Linked DNA regions of Homo sapiens: region 2 is linked to region 1. A link is a loop called in an ENCODE intact Hi-C map of the cell type or tissue named here. Cell type or tissue: PC-3. All regions are shown on one strand. Each heading gives the region's core, and the rest is flanking DNA. Links, peaks and the distances in the headings are about the cores only. Region 1 overlaps LINC02589 (long intergenic non-protein coding RNA 2589). Region 2 has its middle 9.3 kb from the start of PLP1.

The links. A loop is a pair of places that touch in the nucleus more often than their neighbours do. Peaks named below come from ENCODE experiments on the same cell type or tissue, not always from the same donor. Only the 100,000 strongest peaks of a DNase experiment are listed, where the experiment ranks them.
Region 2: a loop joins it to region 1, with 16 times the contacts of the local background. A loop is called at or near these places in 20 of 110 quality-filtered maps.

The regions. Positions count from the first base shown.
Region 1 is chrX:103,524,514-103,540,829 of GRCh38, reverse strand. LINC02589 (long intergenic non-protein coding RNA 2589) reads left to right here. Exons shown (of 6, transcript NR_131237.1): 2 at 1,596-1,789; 3 at 2,602-2,694; 4 at 2,874-2,923; 5 at 9,646-9,720; 6 at 9,933-10,063. Among named protein-coding and RNA genes, the nearest start is that of RAB40A, 13 kb to the right of the region's middle. RefSeq lists an enhancer at 7,094-7,163. In PC-3, for the core only: a CTCF peak has its summit at 7,218 (motif pointing left); a DNase peak (open chromatin) is centred at 7,209; H3K4me3 peaks cover 485 bases.
Region 2 is chrX:103,759,356-103,775,671 of GRCh38, reverse strand. No RefSeq gene overlaps it. Among named protein-coding and RNA genes, the nearest start is that of PLP1, 9.3 kb to the left of the region's middle. RefSeq lists enhancers at 7,826-8,477, 9,130-9,781. In PC-3, for the core only: CTCF peaks have their summits at 1,186 and 1,385; a DNase peak (open chromatin) is centred at 1,421.

The DNA.
Region 1 (16,316 bases), core at 6,115-8,614:
ACATAGGACATAAAATAAAATAACCATTCCTCAAACATAACACCTAAAGATAAGACCTGCTAATGTTTTCATCTGCATTATTTTCTTAGAAGTTTTCTCATGTAGGAATGTATATGCTTATGCATGTATGGATGCATTTATATATTTATATGAAAAAGATAAGATCTCATTTTAGTTTTTTAACCTGCCTGTGTCAATATAGTGGGTTGGATAATATCCTCCAACAATATATGTCCAAGCCTTAGCCCTTAGTACCTGTGAATGTGATATTATTTGGAAATAGAGTCATTGCACATATAATTTAGGATCTCAAGATGAGATGATTCTGGATTTAGTGTGGGCCCTAAATCTAATGACTAGTGTCCTTGTAACAGAGAGGATGGGGAGGTTTAACATACACAGGAAAGAAGCTCATGTGAAGAAGGAGGCAGAGATTGGAGTTATGCTGCCATAAGCCAGGGAAAGCTATGAGTCATCAGAAGCTGGAAGAGGCAAGAAAAAAATTATCCTCCCAAGTCTTCATAGGGAGTGTGACCCTGTCAAAACCTTGACATCAGGCTTCTGGTCTCCATAACTGTAAGAAAATAAATTTCTGCTGTTTAAAGCCACAAATTTTGTGGTAATTTGTTGTGGCAACCCTAGGAAACTAATATACTCACTAACAACATCTAAACAATATCTAAATGTCAATAATATCTAAAATGTCATTAATTGTAAATAAACACCAGTCTATGTCTTATATTGTTATGGCTATAAAGATAGTAATATCAGTGACACATTAAAGAAATTTTTAAATTGACTAAAATTTCTTGTACCAAGTGATTTTTATATGTATTGAGTCATTCACTGCTCATAGCTCCCTTACGAGATAGATATTGTGGCTAATCTCTGTTTTATAGACGAAAAACTGAGGGACAGAGAGAATGACTTTGCCCAAGACTACACAGTTAAGGAGTAGGTCAGCTTGGATTTGTGTCCAGTACATGTTGCTCCAGAGCCTGGAAGCTGTCACAAATTTGTTAAGTGAAAGCAGTCTGCACAGTGAGCATATTTTAGGAGGTCATTAAAAGTAATACTAAGTATTTTAATATAGTTACACATTTATGCAAACACTGGACTTAGTGACAAAAGGTGGTTTGTGATCTTGGAGAGCCTGTTCGTTGCAATCAAGGAACAGAAGCCATGGTAGGGGGATAAGGAGTCAATAAAGTGAACGATGTTAACAGAGACTGTAGAGAACTGTTTTTGGTACCTTGAATTTGAAGGAGGGGTAGGGAGAGACAGAGAGAGAATGAATTAAATATCCTATTGCTGAATGGGTAATAAGGGGTTAAGGAGGGATATTTTAAAATCTTCAATTCCTTTAAACTTAAGTACATTCAAAAACTAATGTAAAGGAGCTCTCTAATCTCAGATGTAACCTTGAAGTTGCCCACGTATTTATTTCCCTACTACCATCTCATTATGGAGTTAATGAGACACCTCCATTGGAATACTATGGGCTTTGAGTGCAATGCAGATTTAGTTATTAGTAATTAAAAGTGGGAAAACTGTGTGAAAGAAATGCTCATAACTCTTGGACTTTTACCTCTCAGGGAGGCAGCAGGCAGCTGAAATTCTGGCGTGCTGTGGCTGGATAATGCATGATCTGAGGACCCCTATACTGATGACTGTGGATGGGGCCACATTTTTTTCTGCAAATATATTCATATACTGAGCAGTCAGGAGCAGCCCTTAGGCAAATACCACACCTTGCTTCTCTGCTGTGATTGATATCTGAGCTCACCAGGTGAGTTCAAAAACATGCCCATGTTCCCAGCATTGGGAACTGGGTCTGCTGAAAGGCCTGATGTTGGCCAGCTTTTATGAGATTATGAAGCACCCAAGAATGTAGAGAACATTCTGTTTCTAAAACTTTGAACTCAAGGCATATCAGAGAGAGATTTGCCTTCCTTATATGGATGTCTGTGTTCTCATTAGGAGAGAAACAATGAAAAATAACTTTTCACAATGCCTGCCTTAGCCTTGAGGCTTAGCCAGCCCCCATTTCTGTGTCTCAGCATTTAAAGGGCCATTGAAGTCCCACTCCTTGCTATATACTCTCAAGAGGTTTTCTCATTAACCCCTCAGGACAGCTCTGTAAGGATGGTATGGTCAGTCCAATTTCACAGATAATCAGGCTCAGACTCACAGAGTCTAAACCACCTAAAGTGGCAGGACTGGAATGAGGTTCCATCTCTCACCCTCCCTAGAGGACCCTGAGCAGCCTCCCTTTTAAAAGATGGGCATCCAGGGATTGAGAAACGGTCAGATTCCATTGCCCTGCTATTATGGCCTCATGCATCCTCACTCCACAGCCCCTCTGGGTGAGGAAGAAGACAGAGAGATGATATCCTGCCCCTTGTGCTGAGAGACCTGGTTGTTAGGCCGCATGAATTGGCTGATCCCTGAAGTGGTGAGTGGGCTCAGTCAGAAGCTCAGGTGTTGGCCTTGGGACGGGTGAGCAGGAGAGAAGGAAAGTAACATGCACTGAACTACTGAAAGCAAATGCACTCTATATTTCATCTCCTTTAATCTTTTTGTTTTTGTCTGTTTTGGTAGAAACAGTGTCTCACTATGTTGCCCAGGCTTGTCTTGAATTCCTGACCTCAAGTGATCCTCCCACATCAGCCTTCCAAAGTGCTGGGATTACAGGCATGTACCACCTCACCTGGCCTCCTTGAATCTTAATTGCTATCCAAGGTACCCATTATTCAGATGAGGGTGCTGCCTTTAGGGGAGTTTTTGTGAATCGAGGAGAAAACTTTATCTCCTGACCAGCTGCTAACTCTGGAATACTCTAAAGTTTTATCATTTTCTCTTGATGCCTCCAGGTCTCTGAATGCTCTAATCTCCCTCCTGGCTGACAGTACGGGCTCCCCAGGTATTTTCCAAAGTTTTTTCTTTTTAAATTATGACATGTATAATTTTTTAAGTCTCATTATGGAAATTTAAAATGCTTTCCAAATGAAAAATAAAAAACCAGTAACAATTGTATTAAGGGAGAAAACATTTTCAAACTACATCTCAGATATTGGGTTGGTGTCTGTGATTTGTGAAACATAGTAACAAAATGATTGGCAACAATTTCAACAGATAATTCAAATAAGTATATATGTGAACAATAAATATTAGAAAACACAGAAACCACAAGAACTAATGAGATGCAAATATTTTAAAATCCTGAGAATTTATAATAATTGGAAACAACAAGATACAAAAGATGAGGACGTGATTGCACATTTGGAACAGACAATATGTGTGTGTTTGTGTGTGCGCGTGTGTGTGTGAATGTGTTCATGTGCACCTCACAGGAGCACATCTGGAGAGTATGCACCATCCTAGGGACAGTAGACCCCTTGGAATCAAAGGGTGGGAGTTGGACCAGTGAGAGTGCAGATTAATTTCAATTTATGAATGTACTCATATATTGTTTAAAATTCAGTATTTGGGAATACAAATATTTTGATAAAAATTTGAACACAAGATAGTTTTGAACTGATTGTCAAAGATAATATGCACATATTTTCATTAATTTGAAAAAGAATTCATTGTGTTATATTATGAAAGAAATAAAAAATTTAATTGAATCTGTGTGTGTGTGTGTGTCCTCTAGCTCTGTCACCCCATATACACACTCACAGATGTAGCATTATCTTTAATTCAGATGGGAGCTGCAACCAATCTGAGTTTTATATATCCTAGAACATGATGAATACAAGGAGACTGCTATCATTAGATCAATAATTCAAAAAAACCTCTGGCTGATATAGTGAAGCTAACTTCCAACCTCAATCCCTCTCCCTTCCCTGCTGAGCCTCTGGTCTGACTCTCAATGCTGCAATCCTGTCTTTGGCTACCAGGAGGCATCACAGCTATCTCCATGTCTTTTGTTCTTTTATTAATGAAAAGGGAGTACATTTTGCTAAGAGTAACAAATGTTATGAAGTGATTTGTTTACTCTGACACCAGTTCTATTTGGAAAATTCACATATTAAAGCAGGTCCATTTGCTGTTGACCCCAAATCTACATCATATTCATTAATTTATCTCTTCCCTCCACGGTGTAGGTTGAGGTGTCCATAAAGTGGATAGGTTCCTCCCAGAGAGCAGGGTGTTGCATTCTTCATTACTGCACCCCTGTACAGGCTTCCCAGGCCTTCTCCCAACCCCTCTCAGTCATCTTCTCTCCTGGACACTATGAACAAGCTGCCCAGGTCCTATATCAGTGACCCATCCACTCTCAGCCACCTCCTGCCTGCCCTGCACTGACCAATGACGACTGGTGACTGCCAAGATGCACTAGAGCTACCTGGTGTTTCATGGCATGGATTTCCTGGAGCATATGTTTTTACAGTCTTGTTTTTTACCCCTATCATTTTTTTTTCCTTCTGAGTATGGGGAAGTGGATTTGGGTCTGCTCAGAGGCATGATGCTGAACAGCTTTTATGAGATTAGAAAACACCCAAGAATGTAGAGAACATTCTGTCTCTAAAACTTTGAACTCAAGGCATATCAGAGAGAGATTTGCTTTCCTTATATGGATGTCTGTGTTCTCATTAGGAGAGAAACAATGAAAAATAACTTTTTACAATGCCTGCCTTAGCCCTGAGGCTCAGCCAGCCCCCACTTCTGTGTCTCAGCATTTAAAGGGCCATTGAAGTCCCACTCCATGCTATATATTCTCCACAGGTTTTCTCATTAACCCCTCAGGACAGCTCTGTAAGGATGGTATGGTCAGTCCCATTTCACAGATGACTAACTCAGGCTCACAGAGTCTAAGTCATCTCCCCAGGTAAGTGGCAGGATTGGAATGAGGTTCCATCCTTCGCCCTCCCTAGAGGACCCTGGGCAGCTTCCCTTCTAGAAGATGGGCTTCCAGGGCTTGAAAAATGGCCAAATTCCACTCCCCTGCTATTGTGGCCCCACGGGTCCTCCACTCCACAACCCCTCTGGGTGATGAAGATGACAGAGGAGATGAAATCTTGTCCTTTGTACCAAGAGACCTGGGTGTAGGGCCACATGAGTTGGCTGATCCCTGAGGTGGCGAGTGGGCTCAGGCAGAAGCTCAGGTGTTGGCCTTGGGAGAGGAGAGCTGGAGGGAAGGAAAGTAACATGCACTGAACTACTGTAAGCCAATGCACTTTATATTTTATCTGCTTTAATCTTTTTTTTTTTCTTTTTTTGGTAGAGACAAGGTCTTGCTATGTTGCCCAGGCTTGTCTTGAATTCCTGGCCTCAAGAGATCCTCCCTCCATGGTATCCCAAAGCACTGGGATTACAGGCATGAACCACCTTAACTAGCCTCCTTTAATCTTAACTGCTATCCAAGGTACCCATTATTATGACCATTATTCAGATCAGGGTGCTGCCTTTAGGGGAGTTTTTGCAATCCAGGAGAAACTTTGTTATCTCCTGACCAGCAGCTAACTCTGGAATACTCTAAAGATTTATCATTTTCTCTTGATGCCTCCAGGTTTCTGAATGCTCTAATCTCCCTCCAGGCTGACAGTACGTGCTCCCCAGGTGTTTTGGAATGTTTTTTGTTTTTCAATTATGACATGTATAATTATTAAGTCCCATTATGGAAATTTAAAACATTTTCCAAGTGAAAGATAAAAACCCAGTAACCATTGTATTAAAACAGGGGAGAAAACATTTTCAAACTACGTCTCAGATGTTGGGTTGGTGTCTGTGATTTGTGAAACATACTCATTAACAAAACAATTGGCAATGATTTCAACAGAAAATTCAAATAAGTATATACATGGACAATAAACATATTAAATATGCAAAAACCACAAGAACTAATAAGATGCAAATATTTTAAAATCCTGATAAATTATAATAAGTGGAAATGACAAGATGAGAACTGTGATTGCACTTTTGGAGAAGACAATGTGTGTGTGTGGGGGGGGGTGGTGAACGCGTTTATGTGCATCTCACAGGGACACGTCTGGAGAGTATGTGCCATCCTAGGGACAGCAGACCTTTTGGGGTCAGGGGGCAGGAGTCAGGTCTGTGAGAGATGCAGGATAAAATTCCTATTTTTGAGTATAATTTTGCATATTTTTTGAAACTTTATATTAAGGAGAAGAGTATTTTGATAAAAACTTGAACACAAAAAATCCTTATGAAGAGACTGACAAAAGAATTGTATACATGTATTCACTAATTTGTGAAAACATTCAATGTATTCGATTTTATAGTGAAACAAAATAGATAAAAATCGAATTGACTGTGTTTCTACATGTGTGTGTGTTTGTATCTGTGTCTCCTCCAGCTAAATTACTCCAAATACACACTGACAGGTACAGTTTTACCTTCAATTTAGAGGTTGGTGGTCTAGAACTAATCTTGCTTTTAGATATACAGGAAAATGAAAGATACAGGGAGATTGCTACCATTAGGTGAATAATTCCAGAAAACTTTGGCTGATACTGAAGTTTTCAGCCAAGCTCCTAACCTCCATCTGTCCCTCCCAGTTGATGAACCCCCTAGTCTGAAACTCTCAGAGCTGCAATCCTGACTCTGGCCCGACGTGATATCTAACTCCATTATTATTTTCCTTTTTCTAATGAAAAAGAGTACATTTTTCAAAGAGTGGCAAATGTCTTGGAATTGTTTGTTTACTGTAAGTTTTCTTTGGAAAATTCACATGTATATTAAAGCAGGTCCATTTGCTGTTGACCCTAAATCCACATCTCATTCATTGATTTATTTCTTCCTTTGTTAGTGCAGTTTGAGGTGTCCATACTGTAGAGTGGTCCCTCCCAGGGTGTAGGTTGTTCACTCTCCATTACCCCACACCTGAACAGGCTTCCCAGACCTCCTCTCAGGCATGCCCTCTCCGGGACGCTATGGACACAGCCGTCCAGACCCCATTCCAGTGCCCCCATTCTCTTCCACTCACCTCCCGCTGCCCTGGTTTGCGCTACACCAGCCTGCTAAGGACTGCCAAGGCTCGCTCCTCGTACGTGGTGTTTCATTGTATAGACGCCATGGAGTACATGTTTTTGCAGTGTTCTTTTACACCTATCAATTTTTTTCTGGAAGAATTAGAATCATTCTGTCCATAGGTTCATAGACTGGGTTTTAGTGGAGGGTATTTTATTTTTTCGCTCATTGCGTAAACGTCTTTGTAGAGGTTTGATTATGAAGGTACGTTGGTGCCCCCTCGTGACAGAAGCCTGAACTGCAGCTTTTACGTCTGAGCAGGAAGGTGGGAAGGAGCAGTTTGGCCCAAGCCCACTCTATGGAGTTTTCTGGAAGTCTGGATGGAAAATGGAGCAATTCCAGGCTAAAAGAATATTTATGGCCTCCAAACAAAGTGCAGCCTCTCACTATGCTGAGGAGAAGGCTTTATGTGGGAGCAAGAAAAATATTATTTTTATTTGTATGCTTTGAGTCCTCTGCAAAAATAGCTGTAGATGGATATGAGCAAAAATGGATCCTGGCTACTTATGATCTTTGTAACCTGCCTTTGACTTTATTATGACAATTTTTCCATGAAAATACATGTCTACCATAACATTTTAAATTACTTTACAACATAATTTTAGTTTTTATTTTTGCCATCAACTGGATGTTTCATCTTATGGATGGTACCACATTTATTTCACTTTGAGATAAAAATGTAGTTCCTTTACCATGTTTTATTATAAACAGTAGCAAACATAACATCCTTGCTCACATATATGCAAATGTATTTGTAAGAATTTCTTTATGAGATTGTCAAAATGCTCTTTTATTATGAAATCTATAAAGTTTTATATTAACACAATACATGATAACATTATTACTCATATATATTCCTACTAATATGGTATGAAAGTGTCTGCTCACACACTGGAAATAATGTTGATTATTGATAACTGGTTAGGCAAGAAATCATCTCTCATCATTGTTTTCATTATAACTTATTTTTACTGCCTCCTAGAATTCCATCCTATGGATGTGACATAATCAATTTTCACAACCCTATGTTATTCAGAGTGTCCTGATATTTCCTTTAATCTACACTGGCATCTTTTCAAGGTCTGTGCTCTGCTGAAGGGCACAGTTCCTGTGGCTGTTTGCACTGAGCTGAATGTGTCCTCTTGGAACACAGCAAACTGTCTTAGAAAAATTCTAGTATTGTGATAATAGAACCCAATTAGCGCATGAATGTGGGGGAGTGTGTGTGAATGTGTGCAAGTGTGTGTGTGCTGACAACCACACTTGCCTCTGCTTCCTTCTGCCTCTTCATGGTTTTGCATCCTGTTTGGTCTCCCTTTCTAAATTCAGGTCTAGCAGTGAAGAGAGGGTATTGTTAGGATGGCAGTCCTTATAACCAGACCCTTATCAACATCCTTCACTACATCCTGAAGTTAAACTTTTAAAAAGGAAATTGTTGGTGCTTAGTGTATGCACCTATGTAACCTTTTGATAAGTATTGTCATGCTGACACCCAGAATGTTGTGCCATTTAGGCTCCCCAAAGTGGAACAATGTGAAAAAGTTTGGAGAGGGGTGAGGAAAGTAATAATGCTGGCATCCTGTCACAGAGGGAAGGCCCGGGACCCTGTTGTGGTCCCACTCTCAAGCCATCCCAACATTTGGAAGACATGAAAATGATCAGACCTGAATTAGACTTCAGGTAGCATGTGGGGTGGGGGAAAGGTCATTGGAGGAACACAGGACGTAGAGTCAGGGCTGGGATACAGCTACAGCTTTATGTACATTCGTGTTTATATAAGACATGTGCATCAAGGCCTTTTTATGAAAAATTTTGGTCATTCCTGTGGTACAATAGAAGCCTTGGCCAATATTTTTTAAACAAATTTCTTGCAATATTATTTATAGACAATGGAACCCATTCATTTTAAGGTTGGTGATTTTTATTAAATGTATAGAGTTGTACAACCATCACCATAATTGAGTTTCAGAAATTTCAATTGTCCCCAAAACTCCCATTGTGCTTCAATGCAGTTAAACCTGCACCTATCCTCAGCTCTTGGAACCACAGTTATGCTTTGTGTGTCTGTGGATTTGTTCATCCTGGACATTCATATAAATGGAATCATGCCGTATTTGGTCTTTTGCATCTTTCACTTAGCATGATGTTTTTAGGGTTCATGTGTATTGTAGCATGTAGCAGAATTCATTCATTTTTTAAAGGCTGAATAATATTCTATTCTAAGGATATACCACATTTTGTTTATCCATCTGTCTATTGATGGTCATTTAGATGATTTCTGCTTTTTGCCTGTTATGAGTGATGATGTTATATACGTTTATGTACGAGTTTTTATGTAGACATAGGTTTTCATTTTTCTTGGCTATGTACCTAGGATTGGGATTTCTGGGTCATATGGTAAATCTCTGTTTATTCATCTGAGGAACTGCCAGACGACTTTCATAACCCTGACAGTCTTGAGGAGTACAGGCTCAGTCTGTTGCTTCTCTTGTGATTTGACTGTGGTTACAGATTTTGAGAAGGAATACCACTAGTTCCGGTGCCCTTCTTGTCGCATCATATCTGGGAGTATACGATGCCTGCATGATGTCACTGGTGATGTTAACCTTCATCATTTGGTTAAGGATGGTGTTTGTCATGTTTCTCCAGTGTACAGTAACTATTTTTCCTGTATCGAGAGAGCATATGGAGAGAAGAAGGAAAACACATGTTTCTAATTTCACTGTGAGTCACTGTCATTTCTATGTGGTGGAATGAGCACCCTGCTGGGCCTGGGGGAAGGGAAGAAAGCGGTTCTACCATCTCCATCCAACTGAGTCATGGACCCCATGAGTGGAGTTTGGGGTACAGGGATGAAGTCATCACTCACCCCATTTCTTACTGTTTCATAGTTTTTCCTACCTCCTATTTTCCCCCCACCCTGTTGTATATGACAGAAATATGTTTCCTTTGCGCTCCTGAGGGGCTTGATGAAAACCTTATACTATGTCTGCTGGACAGGACACTGGAGCAAGAGATACTGGAGATCTCTCTGCATCCTGGCACCAAACCCAAACCAGTAACTCTGGGACATTCTTGACTGAGGGGTAAGTCACTTCTCCTGCTAGCCTCCCTTAGAAAGTGCATATTTCTGTTATGTGGGAGCTTCATTGCTGTGTGGTAGAGTAATGGTGAGGCACACAGAAGCAGGTAGAGATGGAGTGCCTGGTGGGTGAGCCAACACCCAGGGCACAGGCTCCAAGACTTGTGCTGCCTGATTCACCCTTCTCATGGTCTGGGTCTTCCCATCTTTCGGTCGTCTCTCAGAGTACCTTGGATTCCTGTTACATCCCATACTGTCACAAAGAGCAGGGGACAAATGGGGTGGGGAAAGGAGCAAAGACAGAGAGAGGTAGAGGTGATCCCTGGAGGGCCTGCTGTTTTCTGTTCTCTTCGCTGTTCTTTCTTGTTCCACATGTTTCTTTATTTCACCCCACAGTTAACCTCAGAAACCTGGTAATCCATATGATCCCACAGCTATGCCTCATGGCCCAAAGGGCAGGATTTCATCTCCACCGTCCTTTTCTTCAACGTGAAGGGCTGTTGAGTGAGTACCCTTAGGGCACAATACTGGGGAAGTGTAAAATTATCATCTTCCAAATGGGAAGCTGCTGGGGGTGGGGGGCAAGAGATGGAACCTCATTGCCATTCTGCCACTTATCTGTAGAGGATCTTAGTCTCTGTGAGCCAGAGCTTGATAATCTGTGAGATGGGACTCACCATATTTTCTTCACACTGCTCTCCTGATGGGTAAATGGAATAAACTATATATTTTTATACTACTATCTTAGTCCGTTTAGTATTGTTAAAAAGGAATATCTGAGGCTGCATAACTTATAAAGAAAAAAAACAAAACAAAACATAATAAAATTGTTATGTGGCTAACAATTTTGATGGTTGGAAAGTTCAAGATTAGGCATCTGCTTCTGATGAGGTTCTCAGGAAGCTACCACTCACGACGGAAGGCCAAGGGGAGCTGGCTTGTGCAGAGATCATATGGCAGGAGAGGGGAAAGAGATGGGAGGTGCTGGGCTCTTTTCAACAACAAGCTCTTGTGGGAACTAATAGAGCAAGCACTCACTCATCACAGCAAGGTTGGCACCAAGACTTTCATGAAGGATCTACCCCCATGACCCAAACACTTCCTGTTAGGCTCCACCTCCAACACTGGGGACCAAATTTCAACATGAGGTTTGGAGGAGACAAACATCCAAACCGTAGCAAACACTTATTGAAATTTTTTCTTCTAAAAATATTGTTTCTGAGATGTCTCTAATAAGGTGACTTTGGGGCTGTTTTGATATTTTGGCCATGCTGCCATGACCATTCTTGCACCCGTGCCAGAGACTCTCTGCAGTGCAGACCTGAGAGGGCAGCAGTTGATGGGGCTATGCTTGCTTCTCTCATATATGTTGCCGAGTATATCTGCAAATATACTCTGTACCGTTTTGTCCTCCTGCAGCAGTGTATAGGATTTTTATGACTCCACAATTTCAATGTAAACAGGACACAGCATAGATACAAACTCACTTTTCAGGTTTTCTCATCAAACTCTAGAATTATTCCAGGACATATTCTGAGGCATAAAGTAGGACTGTTATGTTTGTGTTTAGAAATGCACATGTGAAATATGCCATTTATGTGGATATCAATGGAGAAAAATGAAAAGTATTTTAACATTATAGTGATAGGATATAAAAGTAGCAAATATTAATAAAGTTGGGAAACCCATTATTGCACAAATCTAGAGAAACAGGTGCTCTCATCTTGTAGTTGGTTGGGATATTCATTAGTAAAGAGATTTTAACTTTCAACTAGACAGTATATACTAAAAATAGTCATGCTCTTTGACCAAAAATAATCATTTGTGGAAACATATCCTCCAGATACAGCCTGGGAGGCCCCTGTCATTATCACTCATGTGTCCCTACTGCTGAGGGCTGAGCTGACCATTTCCCTAGCTGGTTTGTTACCTTCAGCCCCAGCCCCATTCCTGACCCTGAGCTATCTATCCTTCCAACCAAACAGGAGAATCTGTCTCATGGCTGAATGCCCAGCCTTGATGAACCATATACGGAGCTTCTCCGCATTGACATGGAGCAATGCTCAGGTCCCTACTCCTGGAGGGACCTGTAGACCTCTGACCTCATCCCTGCATTGGAGAAATCTCTCTTCTTCTCCCTTCTCTGTGTCCTCAGGACCCTTCCCCTCCCTGCCAAGTACAAGCAGTCCAATCCTTTCCTTAAGTTTAAGTTTTCACACAGGATGAAGCAAACACTGGCTTCAGACAGCTTCTGCTTCTAGCCCTGCTATAAACCTTCCCTGAGACAGGGGGAAAGAGGCCCAAGTCTTTTTTTTGTTGTTGTTCTGGAAATGCAGGGAGGGTGATATGGTTTGGCTTTGGGTCCCCACCCAAGTCTCATCTTGAATTGTAATCCCCAGGTGTTGAGGGAGGAATGTGGTGGGAGGTGATTGGATCATGGGAGTGGTTCCCCCATGCTGTTCTCATGATAGTGAGTGAGTTCTCACAAGAGCTGATGGTTTTATAAGTGTTTGGCACTTTCCTCTTCACACTCTATCTTTTCTTGCCGCCTTGTGAAGAAGGTACTTGCTTCTCCTTCACATATCTCCATGATTGTAAGTTTCCTGAGCTCCCCCACACACGCCCACCCAGCCATGTGTAACTGTGAGTTAATTAAACCTCTTTCCTTTAAATTACCTAGTCTCAGGGAAGTTCTTCATAGCAGTGTGAAAACGGACTAATACAGAGGGTAAACACAAGGAGAACAGATATTAAGCTCCTTAACAATATATGTCCTGATGCTAAAGATCTGCCACCAGCAACTCAAGGTGCCTAGGCTGGCAAGTTCTGGTAGTGGACCTGCTGAGCAACCTCTTTGCCATCCAGCTCTGTGGTTAGGAGCATGTGCTTTGTAGTCACAGACATCCGTGAAGAAGAGAGGATACTGGTACCTCACTAGCAGGGCTGTCATGAGATCTAATCCAGACACTAACATAAAGAACCTGGAGCTGGGCCCCTCTAAACACTCTGCTCCATGAGTAGAAGCTATCTTTCCTCTTTGGAGCAGGAAATTCATATGTCAATTTGACCTGCCCCTGCGACCAGGGCCCCTTAACCAGCATGCACATCAGAGTCGCCTTGATGAGCCTTTTCTAAACCCTCAGCTGAAACCCCCTTGTTGGTAGAAATAGGACTTCTGTACAAAGGCCATTCAAGTCATTCGGCTGTAATAATATGGGCCTCAGAAAATGGATACCTCGATGTGGCACCAATAGTGTATATGAAAGTCTGTTTCTCCTTTATTTCACCAACACTAGGTATTACCAGCTTTTGTCTTTTTTTTTTTTTAATCTGATCTGCTCATTGTCCCATGACCTGCCCTGACTTATTGGGAAGGTCATCTCAGATGGTCACTAAACTTACATATTTAGAGGCTCTTCTCCTAAGGTTTCCAGATTTAGCAAATAAAAATACAAAATGCCCAGTTGTATTCAAATAAAAAATTGCATGTCACATCCAGAGAAACAGAACCAATCTAATGTGTATACACACACACACACACACACACACACACACGTATATGGTGAGAGAGAGATTAATTTTCAAGAACTGGCTCACATGACTATGGAGGCTGAAAGTCCAAAATCTGCAGAGTGGGCTGGCAGACTGGAGACTAGAGAATATCCAGTGTTACAGTTCAAGTCTGAAGGCTATCCGCTAGTAGAATTTTTTTTTTGCTTAGAAGAGCTAAGATTTTTGCTCTATTCAGGCCTCCATCTGATTGGATGAGGCCCACCCACATTATAGAGGGCAATCTGCTTTTCCCAAAGTCCACCAATTTAAATGTTGATCTTATCCAAAAACACCCTTGCAGGAATGTGCAGAATAATGTTGAGATACTTGAACAATGTGGCCCAGCCAAGTTGACACATAAAGTCACCATCACATTTACACTAAAAAATTATTCATTGTTTATCTGGAATTCAAATTTGACTGAGTGTATTCTGTTTTTTCTGACAGCCCTACTCACAGAGGGCTCTGTGTTGAACCAAGGTGCTTCATGCAACAGTCCCAGCTGAGCTCCCAGCAGATGCCAGCACCATTCGCTATCCATGTGAGTGAGCTCTCTTGGATGTCCCAGGCAAGTGTAGCGTGCTGATGACTGCAGCCCCAGGTGACAGACACCACACAGAATAGAAAACACCCAGCAAAGCCCAGTCAATTCATAGAATCCCGAGAGATAATAAATAGCTATTGTTTGGGGACATTTTGTTAAGCACAAGTGGTTATCTAAAACATTATGGTTTTGGTGACCTTTTCTTCATTTTCTGTGATCTGTTCTCAGATCACAGATTGTGAAGGCTTGGCAGGGGGCTTTGTTATAATTTTCACTATAGTCTACGTGTTAGTTTATGTGTGGGTATATATTTCTGAACATCCCATTAATTCCTTCTTGATGGGATTTTCAAGGGAAGTTTTCATAAAATATGCTTTTCTATCTATTCTTGCAATTTAGAACATAATTCCAATCTCTCTCTATAGGATAAGCCTCTGATGCAATCACTTGTGTTAAGAAATTGAGAGAATGTTGATATAAACTGCTCCCTGAGCCATATGGAAAGCTGTATCTTCTGCAGGTTGCTTGGTGAGTATGCAAGGAGTACAAGGTATATTTATTCACTTTGAGAAGTGTTTCTCTAAGAAGGTATCCTGAAATATTTTCTCCTGCTACAGGGATAGCCCTTAACAAGGAAGTCACTTTCCTTGGGCACACATAGACAGGGCTCCTTCAGCAGACAGCAGATAGATATGCAATGCAGGCCTTGTTTTTTTGTGATGGTCCCAATGTATCACTGGATAAGTCTGTCCAATTCTGGGGTTTGTTCATAGGAAACCCATGTGCCACCAAATCTATGTCACATTCTCCAGTATCACCTTTATAAGGAATAAAGTCAATTTATTGTTCTTCTTATTCTTTTGTGGTATTTCTCAGTTGGTATACAACTCAGACTTGGAACTGGAGGGCATTTTTGGGGGCCCCTTAAAGATCCAAGCATTGTGAAGCAAGACTATAGGAATAGTTGGGGAGCCAGCGAGACACAGGAGAGTAGAGCTGTGGACCTATTGTAAGCCCCACCCCTGAGGGCAGAGCAGAACATATGCTTGGTTAAGTGAAGATTACAACCAAGAGTTTTGAAGGGAGAGGACCTGGGCTGTGCAACCTGTTTCTCCTTCCAAACCCACCAACTAGATGAGACATTCCTGCGATAGAGGAGTGAGCGTATCAAGAGGCTAGAAGTGTTTTGGGTATCGATGTCTCTCCACATGGAAGAAAATATTAAGAATGGTGGATAAGAATTCCCCAAAATGAGCCAATGTATGTTTCAATTGACTAGATTTCTGCCTACTAAATGATTACATTATTATAGGCCTGCCTCCCTGAAATAACTGAGATATCTTAAATGACATTTCTTGGTGTTCCTACATCATTTACACACATGATTATAGACAGTCTCTTAGTCTTCTGCCACAGATAGCTAACTGCTTAGTGTGTTGTGTAAGTTTTACACATCATCCTCAGAAGGTTAGCTCATCACCAGGAGCCCCTAGGATACCTCCCTGCAGCTCTGTGTAGTGATGATACTCAACTACTGTCACTTTTAAAGCAGACAATATTCCTGCCAATGGGGAGATGCTTTGTTTCACCAAGCTGGGCAGAATTCCACAAATCACCCTTGTCTGAGGCTAGTTCCACTAATTAGTAAGCTTTCTCAGGAGGTAGCCTGAAGAGTGGAAGAGTGAAGTTTTTATTTATTTATTTATTTATTTATTTATTTATTTATTTATTTATTTATTTATTTGAGAAAGGCAAGGGGACAGAGGGCTGTGCAGAAGCATTTCTGATGTGGAGGACAAGCCTGAGCACCACGGTTGCCATAGAAACCAGAAGTCATTACTGTGACCTTGATGACTTTTAATAGAGACCCCTGTGGGCTGGTGAGAATAGCAGGGTCCCGCCTTCAGGTGTTTGGGACTCAACTGAGGGTGTGAGTGCCCCACAGTGGGGGCTGAAGTGCCTTGGGATGTGGGGAGACGAAGGGATCCCAGATCTAAGTCCCCTCACTCCCAGTTTGAAACAAGTTGCTCTCACTGTTTCATGAGGGAGAGAGCTAGGACCCTCCTGGCCCCAGTGAGTGGGGTGTCCTGCTCCTGGTGTCCTGGAGCTACTTTCTATGTAAAGGTGGGACGTGGGAGGATG
Region 2 (16,316 bases), core at 1-2,500, 240 kb before region 1:
GAGGCCGGTGTCCTCCCATGGATGGCCTTTAAAACAACTGGCTGGCATATAATAAGAGGGGCACCTGTTGGAAGACTCCGGAGAAGGAAGGTATGGTCTCCTGGAACTTTTCCTGTGATTTTGCCTTGGGAGAGGAGAGAAGAGGAGGGAGATACTGAGCAGAGACTAGTACCTTCCTGGGGTGGGAGAAAGGCAAGATTGTGTCTTACAGTTTTCTCTTTGGGCTGTGACTTTGGACATGTTACTGGCTTGGGCTCTGCTGTTAGGAAATGGACGAGTCTTTGGCAGATGCCCCTGTGGGCCCACTGGGGCCAAATCCTGCACCGTTTGAGGCTTGCTTAGAGTACTAGAACTCTAGATCCTTTGCTCTTGTATCAGCCCCAAGAAAAAAGGATCTCTGGAAATGCTGCCCCTTGCAAAACGGTATAATAGTAGCTTTCCAGAGCAGACGAGACTAAGGCCATGTGACTGATGGAAAAGGGTCCTAGAGCCCCTCGCCCTCCCCAGCCCTGCTCGCCAGCCACAGACTATGCCTGCTTTGGAAGCTCAACTGTAGGATTGAGCCAGCAATAAACTTCTGGATGGTCACTGTCGGAATGGCCCTGGAGAAGGGGGAGGACCAAGAGCAAGAAATCGCCAAATGTGTCTCCTCAGCTCATCAGATGGCAGGAGTGAGCCCAAACTTTGGGAGTTCAGATTTAGAGGATGAGGCAAATGATCCTTCACAGCTCGAATAGATGAGACAGCTCTCCACACAGGGGACATCACTCAGACTGAGCCCTCTCACAAAGCTTCCCCTGAGTTCTCAGCAGCAGCTCTGGGGACAGCAACTCTACTGGAAAGAAAATATGTGTTCCCAATAAACCCACAGATACCAATTTATCAACCACATTCCCTTAACACACATTTCTCTTCTCCTTTCTTCCATCTCCATTGCCTTAATATTCATTCTATCCTCTCCCCAAGTCTCAATCTCTTTGTCTCTGTTACCTGTCTCTGTCTCTGTTTCTCTCTATGTGTCTGTCTCTGTTTCCTTTTTCTCTCTCCACATTCCCTGTCTTCGCCTTGTTCTTATGCTTGTTCTTATGCCCAGGGCCAGAAAAGGGACCCAGCCAGGTGACCGTGTCTCACTCATCCCAGTGCCTTAAGGTTCCCAACTCCCTAGAATCTAGTGTGTTCTCATTGCTCTGTACATCCCGACACTCTGCCTCAGTACCTCGTCAGCAGACCTTTCCTGAGGGCTCCCTACAGACCTCATAGGGTATCTTCCCAGGTCCTCCAGAGCCCATTTTTATCTACATACCCCCACCTATTTCTGTGATTCTGCTTCCATTGGTTCTGCTGGGTGCCCTTGGCAAAATATTCTTGAGTCCAGCTAGGCTCCTGCACTGCCAAGGGATTCCTCAAGAGGCACTGCCAGCCTTCTTGGTGCAGCCTGCTGCCTGTACTGGGTGCCTGTGGGAACAATGCAGGATTGTATAAAACTCGTAAACAGTTTGCTTCATGCAATTCTGATGGTACCTCAGAGAATCTGGGCCCCCTTGATCATGGCTTGGTTTGACTGTGCAGCTTTCTTGCAAATAACTCGAAAACACTTGAATATTACCTCCACTCTCTGCTCTATGATCCCATAGTATCAGATTATTGAAGGCCACAGATCAAGTGGGTTCTCCTTGCTTCATTGTGTAGACTGAACTCTAAAACTCAGAGAAGTCCAGTGAATTTCTCCCAGGAAAAACTAGATAAGGGATCAAGTGCCCAATCTAGTGGCCAACTTCTCCCTGAGCACAGAGAAGAACATAAAGGGGAAGAGAGAAGCGCGTACCAGTGAAAGCCTGGGTCATCTGCTATTATTTGGGCTTCTAGAGCTGAGGCTTTGCTTCTCATTCCCAGGATAATGTCTTCCCAGACCAAATTTTGGAAGGCAGCTTTCCTAGCCCTGGCATAGAAGACTGGCTGGCTGGCAGGCAGGCAGTATATTATGTCCTATGTACTGTGGCTAGAACTTTCCACACCCAACTTCATGCCGATTGGCTAGACTATGCCTTTCTGGCCAAGAGAACCGAGGGCTGAGGGCCAGAGATGTCACATACTTTGAGCTGGCAGACAGGGGTAGAGAGTGGAGGGTGATCTTCTGCCTTTCCTGAAGGTTCAAGGAACAATGGGAGGATGGATAGGGGCAGGCCATGGGGTGTATTTGTGAGGGGGAGATGCCCGTGGCTTGGGATGGAGTAAAGAGTAGCCTGGAAGCCAAAATAATCACATGAAAAATCTCAGCTAAAGAATGCCTGAGGAGCACCACATAGCTACTAGCAATGTGAAGAAACAAGCTGTCCACAGAACCCACCTCCACCAACATAAAAACTTGGCCAGCTTTTGCAGGGTTGCCCCTGCAGGGAGGATGCTTGTTTGATGTGATTTCTGAGCAAAGTAGAAATAAAACTAGTATTATTTCTGGGGAACCAATGTTATTTGTTCAATTTGACTGATGGGATACTGAGACAATTTTCCCAATGGCACCTAGCAAGCAAAGACCAGAGCCATCTCTAGAGAATGCCTGTCTCCAGACTCTTATTGCTTGGAAGTTGCTTGGGAGGTTGTTCTGCTGTGAAAAAATGTGTGAATAGAGAGCCTTTGCCCTGAGCAACAACAGCCGGGGGCTGGGGGAGGATGGACAGGCTTCGGGCTGCTGTAGCCCAAGTTTTCAACCTTCTACACTTCTCAGGTTAAGTAGGAGGCCGCTATTTGAAACCCAGGGCAGAGGCAAACTTCCGGCAGTTTGTAGGATCAGTGGGGTTCCAAATTAGTCAGTAACTAGTCAACATGGTGAAACCCTGTCTCTACTAAAACTATAAAAATTAGCCAGGCATGGTGGTGCATGCCTGTAATTCCAGCTGCTCGGGAGGTTGAGGCACAAGAAGTGCTTGAACCTGGAAGGCAGAGGTTACAGTGAGGCGAGATGGTGCCACTGCGCTCCGACAGATCTCAAAAAAAAAAAAAAAAAAAGATTACACAAGATACTGAACATAAAATTCTTACCATAGTGCCTATGCTCAAGTATAATAACAATAATAATAATAATCACCAGATGGGGTGACAGAGTATCTCTGCAAATGTTTGATAAGCATTTAAAAAATAGAGGCTGAACTTTAGTGATCTCTAGAACCAACACCTTTCAGATCCAGGATTCCTATACTTCCCCTGAACCTGCCTATCTTTAAAATGGAGCCAAGGATATGTGCTTTGAAGAAATGTTGAGACTCTTTGAGACACACCTAGCAGTTTCTTTGTGTATTTGTTGTCTTCTAACATCTCCACCAGCACCTCTGGGTATGTCTATCACTAGGGTGACCAATCACCAATCATCCCGGTTTGCCAGGAACGAAGAGATCCCAAGATGTGGGACTTTCAGTGCTAAAAATGGGTACGGCCTGGGAAAACCAAAACAAGTTGGTCAGCCTACACCAGCACTGGAACACTGCCTTAAGCATTGTGCTTGAAGCAGTTGCCTCAAGGGCTGCCAACAACAAAAGCAGGTGTTAGGTTCCCCTTGCTGAAATCACTAAATGGGAAGTCCCCAAAGCCCCCCATTCCTCTGCTCTTTGAAATATCACGCCCAGGCAAGTAGGGTTGTCAGATAAAATACATGATGCTCAACTCAATTAAATTTGACTTTCAGATAAACAATGAATAATCATTTAAGTATATCCGAAATACTGGATGGGTCATACTTATACTGAGAAATTGCTCATTGTTTGTCTGAAAGTCTAATTTAACTGAATGCCTTGTATTTTTATTAGTGAATCCGGCAGCCCTACAGGCAAGGGCAGTCTGCTGTGGCAAGACAAGCTGGCTTTTGGGGTGTGAGCCACGAGAATGGCTAGGGAAATCTCACACAGGAAATCATGTTCCCTATGGACACACCTTCTTCTCTGCATCTCAGCCCTCAATCTCTTCATCTTGTGAGCCTGCCCTGGGCACCCCAGTCATGCTTTGTTCTGGGGAGGATCATCTGGGGCAAGGCAAGATGAGATGGGTCCTGAAGCAGGATACATAATCCATAATGGTTAGGAGTTTAGGCTTTGTAGGTAGCCAAATTGGGTTCATATCCCCCCTCAGCCTGGGACATAGCACAGTAAATGGCAATTCCCTGTTAATACTTAGAGGCCACCAGGCACAGTGGCTCACACCTGTAATCCCAACACTTTGGGAAGCCTAAGGGAGGAGGATCACTTGAGGCCAGGAGTTCAAGACCAACCTGGGCAACATAGTGAGACCCCCGTCTCTACAAAAAATTTAAAGATTAGCTGGGCGTCATGGTGCATGCCTGTAGTCCCAGCTACTCAGAAGCTGATGTGGGAGGATCACTTGAGCCCGAGAGGTCAAGGTTGCAGTGAGCCCTCATTGTGCCACTGCACTCCAGCCTGGGCAAAAAAGTGAGACCCTCTCTCAAAAAAAAAAAAAATTACTTAGTTGCAGACCTTTGTCTTTTCTTTTCTCTTCTTATCCTGTATCTAGCACTTTGCCAGACATCGAGGGGAAAACAGAGAAATGAGATGGTTTCCGGATGCAACCCTTGTTCTGAGAGAGCTTACAGCCTCCTCTGGAAGGAATATTACAGGCGTTAACAAAATGAAAATTCAGACAAAACTAACATTGAGCACCTATGCTGTGCTTGCCCTGCCCTAAGTGCACAAGTAAGCCAAATGTCAGCAGAGTGTCATCCTGTCCATTCCAGTTCAAATATAATTGGTTCAAGTTCCATGTTACCCCTTACCAGGGAAGTCCAGTGTCTTCCTCAAGATTTCTGAGAATTCTGAAAGGGCTCAGAATCTGAAAAGGCTCATCCTGCAACATAATGAGCAGAACAGACTTATTCTAGTCCTACTACAAATTACAACCTCTTTTTTTTTTTTCCCCAAGACAGGGTCTCACTCTGTCACCTAGGCTGGAGTGCAGTGGCGTGATCTCAGCTCACTGCAACCTCTGCCTACGGATCCCATGTGATCCTCCCACCCCAGCCTCCCAAGTGGCTGAGACTACAGGCACAAGCCACCACGCTTGGCTAATTTTTTGTATTTTTGTAGAGATGAGTTTTCGTCATGTTGCCCAGGCTGGTCTCAAACTCCTGAGCTCAAGCAATCTGCCCGCCTCGGCCTTCCAAAATGCTGGGATTACAGGCGTGAGTCACCATGCAGGCCCAGATTACATTCTCTAAACAACCTCCTGATCAGCAAAATCTTGGCAATGGTGAAAACCTGTATATCATTGATTAATTATCTGCAGCTTGACTTTGTCGGCCCTTGGCTATAAGGGAGGCACTAAGAAAGAAACAAGCAGCCCCCTGTCAGCTAGGACCTGGCCTGGCCCTATCAGTTGGGACTTACTGTTCTACTGCTAAACAATTTCACAGAATATCAACATCAGACAAGGCCACTCCGTGACCATGATGGATCAAGACATAACAACACCACTGTGTAATCAGATCTGAACACAGATAAAACATAAACAGTGTTTAAACCATAAACGTGATCAAACTTCCCTCTATTCTGGGGAATATGAATGGCTGCTTCTTCTTTAATTACATCTTTATCTTTGCTCTAATCATCCGTCCTTATAGATAGCACTTATTGAAATACCCAATTATAGAACTACCCTGCTTCCTGACAGCATCCAATCAAGAGTAAAGCCCCACTTCCTTAGACCCTCCCCAAAATCACTTAAATCCAAATCCTATAAGTCATTCCTAACACTGTCTTACTGAGGTTCCCCGATTCCTCATAGTGTGCACTCTCCCTTACTGCAATTTATTATCTCACTTTTATCCCACAAGAAAGAAATGATGGTCACCCCCATTTTACAGATAATAAAAGTGAGGCTCAGAATTTAACATTCCCAAGACTGATCAGCTAGTCAGCTGAGAAACCATACAAGAACTAGGACTTGCTTTTTGCAGTGTGCCACACTGCCCTTAAAAGAGTGCTTAAAGGGGGATTCTATTACATTCCTGGCTATTTCTCTAAAGAAAATTTCATTTTCCAACAGTCTGCATCTTACTATTAGTTGACATATTGGCATATCATCCCTTCCATGATTATCCCTGGCCACTTTGCTCTCATTTACCTGGCACACTATAGTTGCTCATTTAACTCTGTGTGTGTGTGTGTGTGTGTGTGTGTGTGTGTGTGTGTGTGTGTGTCTGGAGCTGTGCCTGGTTACTAGAATCACCCCGACCATATCTGCACAGAACAAAAACAGGCAGAATCTTTTTCTTCAGGTCCCTTCCAGGCTGGCCCTAACAGAGCTGAGAACTTGGCAGGCTATGGTGAGGCTGCTGCTAGCTCAGCACAGGAGTTTCAAGAGAGCGTGAAGAAAGGGGCCCAAGCTGCCTCTGCAGAGCTTCTGACTGTTTAGTGCTGACAGTGGAAAATCACCATCAGTCATCCAGCAAAGATGGAGTGGATTCTTACTGCCATCAGCCTCCTGCCCACCATGTGCTGGACACAAGAGGAGCAGGAAGGGGTTCAGAAGGGGTATAACATATGGCTTCTACTCTGGGAAGCTTACCTCAGCCTCCCCTACTGAGACTGTCTCCTGCCTTCTCTTGTTTCCTTCTCATGTGGGACCAAGTGTTGAGATGCTAAAAGAAATACTCCTGGGGGCAGAGGGTAGATATGCTGGCGGATGTGGGCATGAAGCACAGGCATAAGAGACCTTAGATGAAAACTGTAAGCATTCGGGTCGGGGGCAGTGGCTCACTCCTGTAATCCCAGCACTTTGGGAGGCTGAGGCGGGTGGATCACGAGGTCAGGAGTTTGAGACCATCCTGGCCAACATGGTGAAACCCCATCTCTACTAAAAATACAAAAATTAGCCAGGCGTGGTGGCGGGTGCCTGTAATCCCAGCTACTTAGGAGGCTGAGGCAGAGAATTGCTTGAACCTGGGAGGCAGACTTTGCAGTGAGCTGGGATCGCACCACTGCACTCCAGCCTGGGCGACAGAGCAAGACTCCGTCTCAAAAAAAAAAAAAAAAAAAATGTAAGCATTCATTGACCTAGGCATGTCAGCTCTAGGATAAAGACCAGACAAGAAGGTCTCCAGGGCTGGGGAGGTGAGAGAAAGGGAAGGAGGAGAGGAACAAAGTAGGGAAGGAGGAGGGCAACAAAGTTTTAGGCATTTTATGCAGCAGGGGCTTAGGGACAGCTATCTGAAATGTGTCTTAGGGGAACAAGGGAGTGTGCCTTTTCCCTTTTTTGAATTATGCATTCATTTTGGGTGGCTTGCTGAGCAGTTGGTAGCTTGTATCAGTAAAAGTAGAGCTAAAGCTGCTCTAAGGTGTTGTGAAAGGAAAATAAATCTCAGGACCCCAAAGTCACTAAGCCCGGGGAAGAGTCAAGCTGGGAATTATGTCAAGCAAACCTGCCTCCCATTTTATTCCTAAGTAAGATAGCTACAAAGATAAAAAGCTACATACCTCCCTCATAATTTGTCACAAGGAAATTTCTTGTGGGATTCAAGATCTTTACCCTAAAAGAGCTCTGTTTAATTTCACCCTGGCAATGTAAACTGATAGCTTATCTTCATAGGTACCAGAAAACAGACAGAACTCAAAGTTATAGCTCCGCTCACCTGAGACAAATGCATATCTGATCACGTCCTCTGCCTTATTGTTTATGTAAAAATGCAGATTCACAAAGCCAGACTAAGGCATAAGTGATTACTCCTCTATCCACCTCTCACATGTAAATTGTGTATTCAGTGAAAGACTAATCAGAGACTCAAAAGAATGCAACCATTTTTCTTTTATCTACCTATGACCTAGAAGCCCCCTTCTTTGACTTCGAGTAGCCCGGCCTTTCTGGACTGAACCAATGTACATCTTACGTATATTGATTGATATCTCATGTCTCCCTAAAATGTAGTATAAAATCAAGCTGTGCCCCAACCACCTTGAAAACATGTTGTCAGAACTCCTAAGGCTGTGTCACAGGCACGAACTTAAACTTGGCAAAATAAACTTTCTAAATTTATTGAGATCTCTCTCAGATACTTTTGGTTCACAGTGTCATGAGAGTGACTCCTTCCCTGGGCCAGGCAGGAAACCGAGGAAGCTAATGAGATGGGACCAAGGAGGAGGGTCTGGAGTTTTGAGAAGGGGCTGCCAGGTTCCAAACTGTGTCAGATTCAGTGCCTTTTTCCTGAGAATCAGCTGAGTCAGTGGCTGCTATGGGCTGTCCGAGATTGTACTCAGAACCTTCCCTCAAGGGCACTGTGGCTGCTAGGGGTAGAGATGTGTGCTGGACAGAGCCCACATGTAGGAGCTATAAGCACAAGACATCCTCTCCCCACAAAGCCCTAGCCTAGTGTTAGGCCTCTGAGCCCAAGCCTGCACGTATACGTCCAGATGGCCTGAAGCAAGTGAAGAATCACAAAAGAAGTGAAAATGGCTGGTTCCTCCCTTAACTGGTGACATTACCTTGTGAAATTCCTTCTCCTGGCTCATCCTGGCTCAAAAGCTCCCCCACTGAGCACCTTGTGACCCCCACCCCAGCCAGCCAGAGAACAACCCCCTTTGACTGTAATTTTCCACTACCTACCCAAATCCTGTAAAACAGCCCCACCCCTGTCTCCCTTCTCTGACTCTCTTTTCGGACACAGCCCGCCGGCAGCCAGGTGATTAGAAAGCTTTATTGCTCACACAAAGCCTGTTTGGTGGTCTCTTCATACAGACGCATCTGAAATTTGGTGCCATGACTCGAATCGGGGGACCTCCCTTGGAAGATCAATCCCCTGTCCTCCTGCTCTTTACTCCATGAGAAAGATCCACCTACAACCTCTGGTCCTCAGGCCAACCAGCCCAAGGAACATCTCACCAATTTTATATCCGGTAAGCAGCCTCTCTTTACTCTCTTCTCCAACCTCTCTCACTATCCCTCAACCTCTTTCTCCTTTCAATCTTGGTGCCACACTTCAATTTCTCCCTTCTCTTATTTTCAGTTTCTTTCCTTTTCTGGTAGAGACAGAGGAGATGCGTTTTATCCGTGAACCCAAAACGCCGGCTCCAGTCACGGACTCGGAAAGAAAGTCTTCCCTTGGTGTTTAATTACTGTGGGGACGCCTGCTTGATTATTCACCCACATTTCAGAGGTGTCTGATCACCATGGGGACGCCTGCCTTGATCCTTCACCCTTAGTGGCAAGCACCACTTTTTGGGGGTCAAGCACCCCCCACCCTTTCTCTCTGTGTCTCTACCCTCTCTTTTCTCTCTACTTTCCTGGGGGGCAAGCACCCCCCACCCCTTCTCCACTTTCCTGGGGGGCAAGCATCCCCCACCCCTTCTCTCCATGTCTCTACCTTCTCTTTTCTCTGGACTTGCCTCCTTCACTATAGGCAGGCTTCCACCCTCCATTCCTCCTTCTTCTCCCTTAGCCTGTGTTCTCAAGAACTTAAAACCTCTTCAACTCACACCTGACCTAAAACCTAAATGCCTTATTTTCTTCTGCAATGCTGCTTAACCCCAGTACAAACTCGACAGTGGTTCCAAATAGCAAGAAAACGGCACTTTCGATTTTTCCATCCTACAAGATCTAGATAATTCTTGTCATAAAATGGGCAAACGGTCTGAGGTGCCTGACATACAGGCATTCTTTTACACATCGGTCCGTCCCTAGTCTCTGTTCCCAATGCAGCTCCTCCCAAATCTTCCTTCTTTCCCTCCTGCCTGTCCCCTCAGTCCCAACCCCAAGTGTTGCTGAGTCTTTCCAATCTTCCTTTTTTATGGACCCATCTGACCTCTGCCCTCCTCCCCAGGCTGCTCCTCACCAGGCCAAGCCAGGTCCCAATTCTTCCTCAGCTCTGCTCCCCCACTCTATAATCTTTTGATCACCTCCCCTCCTCACACCCAGTCCAGCTTACAGTTTCGTTATGTGCCCTCCCCCACCAGCCCAGCAATTTCCTCTTAAAATGGTAGCTGGAACTACAGGCATAGTCAAGGTTAATGCTCCTTTTTCTTTATCCAACCTCTCCAAAATCAGTTAGCGTTTAGGCTCTTTTTCATCAAATATAAAAACCCAGCCCAGTTCATGGCTCATCTGGCAGCAACCCTGAGACGCTTTACAGCCCTAGACCCTAAAAGGTCAAGGGCCGTCTTATTCTCAATATACATGTTATTACCCAATCCGCTCCCAACATTAAATAAAACTCCAAAAATTAAATTCCAGCCCTCAAACCCCACAACAGGACTTAATTAACCTCACCTTCAAGGTGTACAATAATAGAGTAGAGGCAGCCAAGTAGCAACATATTTCTGAGTTGCAATTCCTTGCCTCCAGTGTGGGAGAAACCCCAGCCACATCTCCAGCACACAGGAACTTCCAAACACATAAACCGCAGTGGCCAGGCATTCCTCCAGGACCACCTCCACCAGGAACTTGCTTCAAGTGCTGGAAATCTGGCCACTGGGCCAAGGAATGCCCACAGCCCAGGATTCCTCCTAAGCTGTGCCCCATCTGTGCAGGTACCCACTGGAAATTGGACTCTCCAACTCACCCGGCAGCCACTCCCAGAGCCACTGGAACTCTGGCCCAACGCTCTCTGACTGACTCCTTCCCAGATCATCTCAGCTTAGCGGCTGAAGATTGATGCTGCCCAATCACCTCAGAAGCTTCCTGGACCATCACATACGCTTTGGGTAACTCTTACAGTGGAGGGTAAGTCCGTCCCCTTCTTAATCAATACGGAGGCTACCCACTCCACATTACCTTCTTTTCAAGGGCCTATTTCCCTTGCCCCATGACTGTTATGGTTATTGATGGCCAGGCTTCTAAACCTCTTAAAACTCCCCAACTCTGGTGCCAACTTGGACAATATTCTTTTATGCACTCCTTTTTAGTTATCCCCACCTGCCCAGTTCCCTTATTAGGCTGAGACATTTTAACTAAATTATCTGCTTCCCTGACTATTCCTAGGCTACAGCCACACCTCATTGCCACCCTTTTCCCCAGTTCAAACACTCCTTCACATCCTCCCCTTGTATCTCACCACCTTAATCCACAAGTATAGGACACCTCTACTCCATCCATGGTGACCGATCATGCACCCCTTATCATTCCATTAAAACCTAATCACCCTTACCCAACTCAACGCCAATATCCCATCCCACAGCAGCCTTTAAAAGGAGTAAAGCCTGTTATCACTTGCCTGTTACAGTGTGGCCTTTTAAAGCCTATAAACTCTCCTTACAATCCCCCCATTTTACCTATCCAAAAACCAGACAAGTCTTACAGGTTAGTTCAGGATCTGCACCTTATCAACCAAATTATCTTGCCTATCCACCCCATGGTGCCAAACCCATATACTCTCCTATCCTCAATACCTCCCTCCACAACCCATTATTCTGTTCTGTGTGGCAAACATGCTTTCTTTACTATTCCTTTGCACCCTTCATCCCAGCCTGTCTTCGCTTTCACTTGGACTGACCCTGACACCATCAGGCTCGGCAAATTACCTGGGCTGTACTGCCACAAGGCTTCACAGACAGCCCCCATTACTTCAGTCAAGCCCGAATTTCTTAATCTGTTACCTATCTCGGCATAATTCTTCATAAAAACACAGGTGCTCTCCCTGCCGATCCTGTCCAACTGATCTCTCAAACCCCAACCCCTTCTACAAAACAACAACTCCTTTCCTTCCTGGGCATGGTTGGATACTTTTACCTTTGGATACCTGGTTTTGCCATCCTAACAAAACCATTATGTAAACTCACAAAAGAAAACCTAGCTGATGCCATAGATCCTAAATCCTTTTCCCACTCCTCTTTCCGTTCCTTGAAGACAGCATTAGAGAATGCTTCCACACTAGCTCTCCCTGACTCATCCCAACCCTTTTTCATTACACACAGCCGAAGTGCAGGGCTGTGTGGTCGAAATTCTTACACAAGGACTGGGACCGCTCCCTGTGGCCTTTTTATCCAAACAACTTGAGCTTACTGTTTTAGCCTAGCCCTCATGTCTGCATGCGGCAGCTGCCTCTGTTTTAATACTTTTAGAGGCCCTCAAAATCACAAACTGTGCTCAACTCACTCTCTACAGTTCTCATAACTTCCAAAATCTATTTTCTTCCTCACACCAGATGCACATACTTTCTGCCCCCCTCCACTACCTCTCAGCAAGCCGAACTCATTGCCTTAACTAGAGCCCTCACTCTTGCAAAAGGACTACGCATCAATATTTATACTGACTCTAAATATGCCTTCTATATTCTGCACCACCATGCTGTTATAAGGGCAGAAAGAGGTTTCCTCACTACGCAAGGGTCCTCCATCATTAATTCCTCTTTAATAAAAACTCTTCTCAAGGCTGCTTTACTTCCAAAGGAAGCTGGAGTCATTCACTGCAAGGGCCGTCAAAAGGCGTCAGATCCCATCGCTCAGGGCAACGCTTATGCTGATAAGGTAGCTAAAAAAGCAGCTAGAGTACAACTTCGTCCCTCAAGGCCAGTTTTTCTCCTTCTCATCGGTCACTCCTACCTACTCCCCTACTGAAACTTCCACCTATCAATCTCTTCCCACACAAGGCAAATGGTTCTTGAACCAAGGAAAATATCTCCTTCCTGGTGGGTGCCTGTAATCCCAGCTACTCAGGAGGCTGAGACAGGAGAATCCCTTGAACTCAGTAGGCTGAGGTTGCAGTGAGCCAAGATCATGCCACTGCACTCCAGCATGGGTTACAGGAGCAAGACTCTGTCTCAAAAAAATAAATAAATAAAATAAAATCTCTCTTATTTAAAAAAAAAAAAACAAAAAGAAAAAAAAAGAAAATATCTCCTTCCAGCCTCACAGGCCGATTCTATTCTGTCGTCATTTCATAGCCTCTTCCATGTAGGTTACAAGCCACTAGCCCGCCTCTTAGAACCTCTCATTTCCTTTCCACCGTGGAAATCTATCCTCAAGGAAATCACTTCTCAGTGTTCCATCTGCTATTCTACTACTCCTCAGGGATTGTTCAGGCCCCCTCCCTTCCCTACACATCAAGCTCGGGGATTTGCCCCTGCCCAGGACTGGCAAATTGACTTTACTCACATGCCTCGAGTCAGGAAACTAAAATACCTCTTGGTCTGGGTGGGTAGAGGCCTTTCCCACAGGGTCTGAAAAGGCTACTGCGGTCATTTCTTCCTTTCTGTAAGACATAATTCCTTGGTTTGGCCTTCCCACCTCTATACAGTCCAATAACGGACCGGCCTTTACTAGTTAAATCACCCAAGCAGTTTCTCAGGCTCTTGGTATTCAGTGAAACCCTCATACCTCTTACCATCCTCAATCTTCAGAAAAGGTAGAATGGACTAATGGTCTTTTAAAAACGCACCTCACCAAGCTCAGCCACCAACTAAAAAATGACTAGACAATACTTTTACCACTTTCCCTTCTCAAAATTCGGGCCTGTCCTCGGAATGCTACAGGTTACAGCCCATTTGAGCTCCTGTATAGACACTCCTTTTTATTAGGCCCCCGTCTCATTCCAGACACCAGCCCAACTTGGGCTGTGCCCCAAAAACTTGTCATCCCTACTATCTTCTGTCTAGTCATAATCCTATTCACCGTTCTCAACTACTCATACATGCCCTGCTCTTGTTTACACTGCCGGTTTACACTGTTTCTCCAAGCCATCACAGCTGATATCTCCTGGTGCTATCCCCAAACCGCCCACCACTCTTAACTCCCTCTTAAAGTAAATAAATAATCTTTACTGGCAGGGCTATGCTGAACCTCCTTGGGCACTCTCTAATTGGATGTCCTGGGTCCTCCCAATTGTTAGTCCTTTAATACCTGTTTTTCTCCTCTTATTCGGACCTTGTGTCTTCCGTTTAGTTTTTCAATTCATACAAAACCGCACCCAGGCCATCACCAATCATTCTATACAACAAGTGTTTCTTCTAACAACCCCACAATATCACCCCTTATCACAAAATCTTCCTTCAGCTTAATCTCTCCCACTCTAGGTTCCCACGCCTCCCCTAATCCCGCTTGAAGCAGCCCTGAGAAACATCGCCCATTATATCTCCATACCACCCCCCAAAAGTTATTGCTGCCCCAACACTTCAACACTATTTTATTTTATTTTTCTTATCAATATAAGAAGACAGGAATGTCAGATCTCTGAGCCCAAGCCTGCATATATACATCCAGATGGCCTGAAGCAAGTAAAGAATCACAAAAGAAGTGAAAATGGCCAGTTCCTGCCTTAACTGGTGACATTACCTTGTGAAATTCCTTCTCCTGGCTCATCCTGACTCAAAAGCTCCCCCACTGAGCACCTTGTGACCCCCACCCCAGCCAGCCAGAGAACAACCCCCTTTGACTGTAATTTTCCACTACCTACCAAAATCCTATAAAACAGCCCCACCCCTATCTCCCTTATCTGACTCTTTTCGGATTCAGCCTGCCTGCACCCAGGTGATTAAAAAGCTTTATTGCTCACACAAAGCCTGTTTGGTGATTTCACATGGACGCGCATGAAACCTAGTATGGTGCCTTGTTTGTGGCTGGCCTTTATTAAATAACCAGAGAACATCCTCCCATCTCTGTTCATATATATAGGAGGACAGTAGGATCATTGGTGTTCTTGAGATTAGGTCCTTCAAGCTTTCATCCAGGAATTACAATAGAGGGCTGACTTGGTCCATCTGGACATCCATCCTGTTGTTCATCCCACAACCACCATAACCACCAGCATAGTTTCTACTCCTCCTCTTAGAAAGCCCAAATTCCAACAAAGATACAATGTCTCTTTCCCTTTCCCCAGCAGCCCTGATGATACAGTCTCTATTTTTAAAGAGAACCTCCCTCAACTTCTTCTCCAAATAGGAGCTAATGAATAGGAAAGAAAGTATTGCCAGGCCCAGTGGTTCATGCCTGTAATCCCAGCACTTTGGGAGGCCAAGGTGGGTGGATTGCTTGAGCTCACAAGTTCAAGACCAGCCTGGGCAACATGGCAAAACCCTGTCTCTACAAAAAATACAAAAATTTGCCAGGTATGATGGTGCGTACCTGTAGTCCCAGCTACTCGGGAGGCTAAGGGGGAGGATGGCTTGCGCCCAGGAGGTGTAGGTTGCAGTGAGCTGAGATCATGCCACTGCACTCCAGCCTGGGCAACAGAGACAGACCTTGTCTCAAAAAAAAAAAAAAAAAAGTATTAATTGACATCAAATTGAAACATTTTTAAGGCAGTGACAAATGTTACTAGAGCCCCTCACTGGAAGGAGAGTGGAGTTTCCCAAAGCATGACCAGAGATTGTCATCTCCACTGGATGGTGAAAGGTCTAATGTTAAAAAAAAAAAAAAAAAAAAAAAAAAAAAAAAAAAAAAAATCTGCAGGCAAATATATTTGGGGAAGCCTGGGTTAACCAAAGTTTTTTGTTTTTGTTTTGTTTTGTTTGTTTGTTTGTTTGTTTGTTTTAGTGTCTCTGTAGCCAGGCATGGTGGTACGCACTTCTAGTCCTAGCTACTTGAAGAGTCTGAAGCAGGACTGCTTGATCCCAGGAGTTTAAAACTGCCATGAGCTAGGAGCATGCCACTGCACTGTCACCTGGGCAATAGAGTGAGACACTGACTCTTAAAAAAAATTTTTTTTCGGCAGGGCGCGGTGGCTCAACGCCTGTAATCCCAGCACTTTGGGAGGCTGAGGGGGGCGGATCACAAGGTCAGGAGATCAAGACCATTCTGGTTAACACGGTGAAACCCCGTCTCTACTAAAAAATACAAAAAAAATTAGCCGGGCATGGTGGCAGGCGCCTGTAGTCCCAGCTACTCTGGAGGCTAAGGCAGGAGAATAGCGTGAACCCAGGAGGCGGAGCTTGCAGTGAGCCGAGATCACACCACTGCACTCCAGCCTTGGTTACAGAGCGAGACTCCGTCTCAAGGAAAAAAAAAAATAATGATTTTTTTTTGGCCGGGCACAGTGGCTCATGCCTGTAATCCCAGTACTTTGGAAGGCCAAAGTGGGCAGATCACCTGAGGTCGGGAGTTCAAGACCAGCCTGACCAACCTGAAGAAACCCCGTCTCTACTAAATATGCAAAAACTAGCCAGGCGTGGTGGCATACGCCTGTAGTCTCAGCTACTTGGGAGACTTTACAAAACCTCCACTATGCTAACATGCATTATGGCCTCTAAAAGACAGAGATGATAGAGTTTGCAGCTTGATGCCATTAGTTAAGTACTTACTGTGTGCTAGGCTCTGTACTAAGTGCTTCACTTGCATTAATCCTTATCAAATCCAATAGATATTGCTGTTATCTTCGTTCTTTAATTCCTTCCCACA